Linked DNA regions of Homo sapiens: region 2 is linked to region 1. A link is an interaction called in ENCODE POLR2A ChIA-PET data of the cell type or tissue named here. Cell type or tissue: OCI-LY7. All regions are shown on one strand. Each heading gives the region's core, and the rest is flanking DNA. Links, peaks and the distances in the headings are about the cores only. Region 1 has its middle 4.2 kb from the start of IL7R. Region 2 overlaps CAPSL (calcyphosine like).

Region 1 (2,920 bases), core at 258-2,757:
CGTAGACAAGAGCAGCCACCTAGGAAATGAAATATAGACCGGGTTCCTAATTGTGTGAGCTCACGGAGCTGCCTGCCTGCTGTGGATAATCCACTAATTGAGAGAGCAATAAATTTGCATCCTTGCTAGAGCCGCTATGTTTGTGGGTCTCCCTGTTTTGGCAGCATAGCTCAACTAACACATATAACAAAAAAAAAATCCTTTATTAAATTCCAAAGTTTCCTAAGACCGATGATAAAGTGAAAGCAAAAGTTGGCAGTACATTACCATTTTCTTGGAAAGCCTCTGGAAAGAATGATTGTATCTTAATCACTTAGCCCAGGGGTATGCAGTGTGACCAAAGACAGAGCCCTTGTTCCTGCTTTTTTAGGAACACCTGCTGATTCTCTGTGACAATTCCATGAGCAGTATAACTGAGGGTCGCTTTTAAGGTTGACTTTACTTTTTTTTTTCTTGAGACAGGGTCTCACTCCGTCACCCAGGCTGGAGTGCAGTGGTGCCATCTCTGCTCACTGCAGCCTCAACCTCCCAGGCTCAGGTGATCCTCCCACCTCAGCCTCCTGAGTAGCTTACAGGTGCACACCATCACACCTGATTAATTTTTTGTATTTTTGGTAGAGACAGGGTTTCACCATATTGCCCAGGCTGGGACTTTGCATATTAAGCTTGGGAAATTTTAGGCTAGCAGAGTTGTTCTTGGGGACTCCATTTGCACAGAGGACTGGGTTCTAAGAGAGCAGAGGAAGCTTCAGAGTAGAATTGAGGACTCTTGCCAGTTCTCCCAGTGGTCCAGATTTGGAAACGACCTGCAGGGTGTGGCCACCAACTGTGGTCCCTCAGGAACCACTCTGCAGGAATGGAGCTTACCCTGAGGCAAGTACTGTGTGCAGGGGCACGGGCCAGAACCCAGAATGGGGTTGCTTGATCCAGACTTTTCTCAGAAACACACTGGGGCACTGTGTCCGACAGTGGAGTGGGCAGCCGGAGCTGCTGTGAACTGTTTGTCCGCTGGGAAGGCCAGAGAGGGAGACACTGAGCTGCAGGGACACCACACTGGCTCCCGCTGCCCAAAGGGGCACTGTGACTCAGCCTTTGCCAGAAGGCATACCACTCTCACCACTCTTCCCAGGGTCAGCCCTCTTGTTCACTGTTTTATCAAAATGTGGGCATGTACTGAAATTGAAATACCACTCACTTTCTGGCAGAAATGTCGTCAGCAAAGAGTGAAATGTTGGTACTCAAAGTTTCCATTTTTATTGCATCCAGAGACAGAGGCTAAAATCTCATAAAGGTGAAAATAGTATGACATTTCAAACTCTGCCCAGAAAGAAGACAAATGGCAGCAAGACATGAGGCTGAAGACGTGGGGGAAGGAGGAAAGGGAAATGAAAGAAGAGCCACAACAAGGAAAATGTCATGCTCCTGGAAATGAAACTTCAAGATGCTGGGACTCCCCCTCAGAATCGTAGGGACTGACTCAGCACATGTTTATCAAATGCTAGAGACTATTCATTTAGGACCAGAGTGGCATTAGCTTTCCTACAGCCATCCTCACCTGCTTGACACCCTTGGATGTTGGGTTTTTTTGTTTGTTTGTTTGTTTGTTTGTTGTTTTTTTTTTCCACAGCTCTTGTGGTCCCCAGCCTCTCTCTTGAGCAGGGCTGGCTTTTTTTTTTTAATAAGATAGCTGGTGCCCAAGATTGTTTTCCACCTTAAGGATAAAACCTGTTAAGAAAGGTAAGTTGACAGTAGGTGGGGGCAGGTCATACAGATTTTATGACACATAGAATGTGTTTTCAGTATTTTTCAAACATCAGATTTTACCCAGGATATTACTGTTGCAACATTTACTGCCTGTTATTATTGCTGTTTCACTTATTGTCCTTCAATATATAGTCCCAAGGTGAGTGACTTTTAAATCATCCTCATTTAGGACAAATTGCTAAAGGCTTAAGGACTATTTTATAAGCTTCATCTAAAAACTGAGTCAGAGGAATGCTTTTGTCCTTGAAACAGTTTGTTTCCCAGGGTTCTCATGATACACTGGTATCTGTCCAACTAAATTCATAATTTCTGTAGAGAATAGAGTCAAAATTTCTGTTCCTAATAGATGGATCCAGATAGTAAACACTAGTAATAAGACAAGATGCTCAGCCTGAATTTTCCCAGGAAAACCTTTGTCTTTACTAATCAGAAAAAAAAAAAAAAAAGGAAGATCTGGGCTAGATTTTTATCCAGTTAACAAACAACAAACAACCAAATAATGGATACACCCCTCTAACATTTTAGGATCTCAATCTCGTTAAAAGATAAGTTCTCTTAACTTGCTAGGACTCTACCGGTTATATAGGAACACCACAGAACTTATTGCAATCTGAAGATAAAAGAAAGTCTTTTTTGTGTTTTGCCTGTTGGGCAAATAGCCTGAACAATTACAAAAAAGGAAGAAAAGGAGACTTGGCCAACTGGTGTCAGGAGTCTTAACAAGGTCAGTGTGTTCTGCTTGTGTATGAGAAAGAATCAAATGGCTTTTTTTTTTTTTTTTTTTTTTTTTGAGGCAGACTGTCACTCTGTCACCCAGGCTACAGTGGAGTGGTGCAATCTCAGTTCACTGCGCAATCTCGGTTCACTGCAGCCCTGAGTAGCCAAGACTACAGGCGGGCCCCACCACACCTGACTAAGTTTTCTATTTTCTGCAGAGACAGAGTCTCACTATGTTTACTAGGGCTGGTCTTGAACTCCTGAGCTCAAGTGATCTGCCCACCTCAGCTTCCCAAGGTGTTGGGATTACAGGCATGAGCCACTGCACCCAGCTGGCTTTCCTTTTTAATGATTCACTACATCATACAAACTCATCAAACTGAAGGAAGACAAAGTACAAAAGAGAGACGAGAAAATGTAGCCATGAAAGGAAGTGATG
Region 2 (2,920 bases), core at 374-2,873, 56 kb after region 1:
TGGGCACTCCTACTTTTAGCAGGCCTCTTGACTAGGCTACCTTTATGTGACAAGATATATATCATATATACAAGGAAAGGTCCCAGATGGGGGTAATGGAAGTCACAATACAAGCCCTTTTTCTCAGCTCCAAATTCATCAGAAAAATCCTAAAACAAATCTAGGTTACTATTAATACATACACTCAGTAATATACCTAACATATTTTTAATTATTTAAAAATTTTTTATGAGATGGATGAGGCAATAGACTGATATTCCCTGAAGGTCTAAAGTCCTAAGAGGCTTTTTAAAAATATAGTGATGATAAAGTCATATATACACATGAAGAATTCAAAACTTAGATATTAAAGAATAAGAAGTAAATGTCTCACCAAATTGTGGTGGGGTTTAGTGATAGAAAAGGGGTAAGGAAAGTCTGTGTCACAGGTTATCTGATTGCTTCACACCTCCATCCAAATGGCTTCCGGCTGCTATGGGAGTCCAGTGAGGTATTAGTGCAAGATTTATGACATCAAATTCCGTGACTGCTGAAACTCCAGCAACCTTTATGGGTATTTGAGAGTTTAACCTAGATTATCAAGTTTGAACATTACCTTTAGCTAGGAGCTATGCTAAATTTTTTGCATTATTTTAAATTTTGTCTTATATGGGATGTTTTTAACCATAAATGAGCACACTGGCTTCAAGTACAGCTATGCTTCACCACAAGCAATCTTAATATGCAAAATAGTGCAATTTGCAAGAGGTAAATTTTAGAAGCTAATTATTCTTCTCATAAAAGAATTTACCATGGAGTTCCTCTACAACAACAATTTCTTGTGCATTTAAAATACAATTCAGTGTGCGAAAGTTTGAATTACACATCACTTTTCAGAAACACTTTTATTATGTCTATTAAATGAGATATCCCTGGTAAGCCCTTAGCAAATGCCCAGTTGATATGTGCTCAAAAAGTGTTGCCCAGATTCATTATTATGCTAAATGGGGTCATGTGTATATTATATTTAGTAATTTTAAAACAGTTATTTCTGAATCTTTTAGAGCTAAGGATCACAAATACACGTGAGTGTAAGAGTCATCTGGTACACATTAAAATGTAAAGCCTTGGACTCCATCCTCCAAAAAATCAGATTCTGTGGTTCTGCAGTGCAGCTAGGAATCTACATTACTAATAAATCCTCCCTGATGATGATTATGAACAGCCAGAGTTGGGTATCAATACAGGGTCTGTAACATGCAGATGACATCAAGTGCTATAACTGCTAAAAACCTCAATAACCTTTATGAGCTTTTGAGAGCTTAATGTGGCTTCTTAAGATAAATATCAAAAGGGGTGATGTGCAGACTTGAATCAGCCGAATCACAACTGGCTATTTTGACTTTTGTTAGAGAAAAGGGTAGCTGAGGTTTCCCCTGGCAATGAGGAGGAACCACCTGCAGAGAGGAAGCAGACACACTCTAGGATCCACAAAGGGGTGGGCTAATTTGGGGAAATGGCAGTTGGCTATTTTTCCACTGACATCTCAGTGATCAAGGCCAGCAATACTGGAAGAAAACATGTAGTTTTTATTTCTGTCCCTAAGATTTTGGCTGCCCTATTGAATTTTGGCCCTTTTGTAAACCTGCCTCCACAATCCTCAGCCTGAAATAGAGGGTATGTCTCCATCCCTGAAAGGGAAATGTCAGCAGGAAGAACAGAAAGGTCACCTTCCTATCCCCCACCCCTTGCTAATGAGACTCATCATGAAGTTTCATTTAAAAAGTTGGAGCACATTCCCTTCAGAAGAGGAAGGTTTATTTCTTCTTCCCTTAACCACTCTCTTCTTGTCCACTGGGCCACTTATCTTTTCCTGTGCTGTAAAGGGCTTAAGAGACAATGAACCCTGGGGCTGTGCTGCTGCTGACTGTTACTCAAGGGACAATCCCCTTTCCTTATCACCAAAACCCTTAGATCATCTAAGAACAGAACTGGCTCAGGGTTTTTTTTTTTTTTCTAAAAAGTCAATTTAGGGCTGTTGATAAAGGACAGATGACATTTTCATCTCAGCCTAGACACAGTCATGGAGCTATATAATTCCTTACCCTACCAAGCTATGCATTTGTAACTTGAAGATAAAAGTTAATGGAGATGGGCGGTTGATTTTGTTTTCAAATTCAGTGCAGTTTAGAAATGTAAGTTAATCTCAAAGCACACTAAAGAATAAATCAGAGTAAATTCTGTTATTTGACATTCCCTTTACCAAAAACTACCTTTAAATGGCATTTCCACATAGCAAAGTGTGAAGATGAATGAGGATGAGTGTGAAGGCACTAAAACATCCTGAAAGGCCTTGTAAATCTGTTCTCCAAAATTAAATTATGATCTCATTTCAAAGTTAAATATATTTTATTATAATCAGTTCACTGGAGTGCAACTAGCTGAGTATGGTAAATATAGTAACCATAAAATGGCATGTTTAATCAGAACATCACATTCCCCAGATGACAGGTCATCACTTATGTGGATCCCCTACCAATATATTTCAATATATGTCTATGAGTGTGTGCGTGCACAAACATACATTAGGTTTCAACTAAAGTAACATGAAGGTTTCCCCTGGCAATGGAGAAGTTTCTAGATTGTTCCTAGGGAAATAGTTTACTTCTATTTACAACAAATATGGTATCAATGTGTTAACATTTTTAAGAGTTTGGACCTATTTCCCATTTACAATTTCGAATTGAAGAAATTTCCCCTAGATTAGGCTCTTTTACTTACCAATCCATCTTTGTCATAGGGTGAATCAAAGTTATCCAGAAATTTCCTAAATACTTGTTCCTCACTCCATTCCCCATTCTGGTACTTTGGGTGGTGTTTTGCATTATATACTTCACGAAGGTCTTCGATTGTTATAACACCATCTCCAGTCTTGTCTAAC

What was found. Peaks named below come from ENCODE experiments on the same cell type or tissue, not always from the same donor. Only the 100,000 strongest peaks of a DNase experiment are listed, where the experiment ranks them.
Region 2: POLR2A ChIA-PET joins it to region 1 with 8 read pairs; 7 of 35 experiments call an interaction of 5 or more read pairs at or near these places.

Annotation. Positions count from the first base shown.
Region 1 is chr5:35,851,202-35,854,121 of GRCh38, forward strand. No RefSeq gene overlaps it. Among named protein-coding and RNA genes, the nearest start is that of IL7R, 4.2 kb to the right of the region's middle. In OCI-LY7, for the core only: a CTCF peak has its summit at 938; a DNase peak (open chromatin) is centred at 1,420; H3K4me3 peaks cover 70 bases; H3K27ac peaks cover 526 bases.
Region 2 is chr5:35,907,106-35,910,025 of GRCh38, forward strand. It overlaps CAPSL (calcyphosine like), which reads right to left. Exons shown (of 5, transcript NM_001042625.2): 4 at 2,761-2,920. Among named protein-coding and RNA genes, the nearest start is that of CAPSL, 30 kb to the right of the region's middle. In OCI-LY7, for the core only: no CTCF peak of the experiment used is centred there; DNase peaks (open chromatin) are centred at 1,456 and 1,876; H3K4me3 peaks cover 1,521 bases; H3K27ac peaks cover 2,500 bases.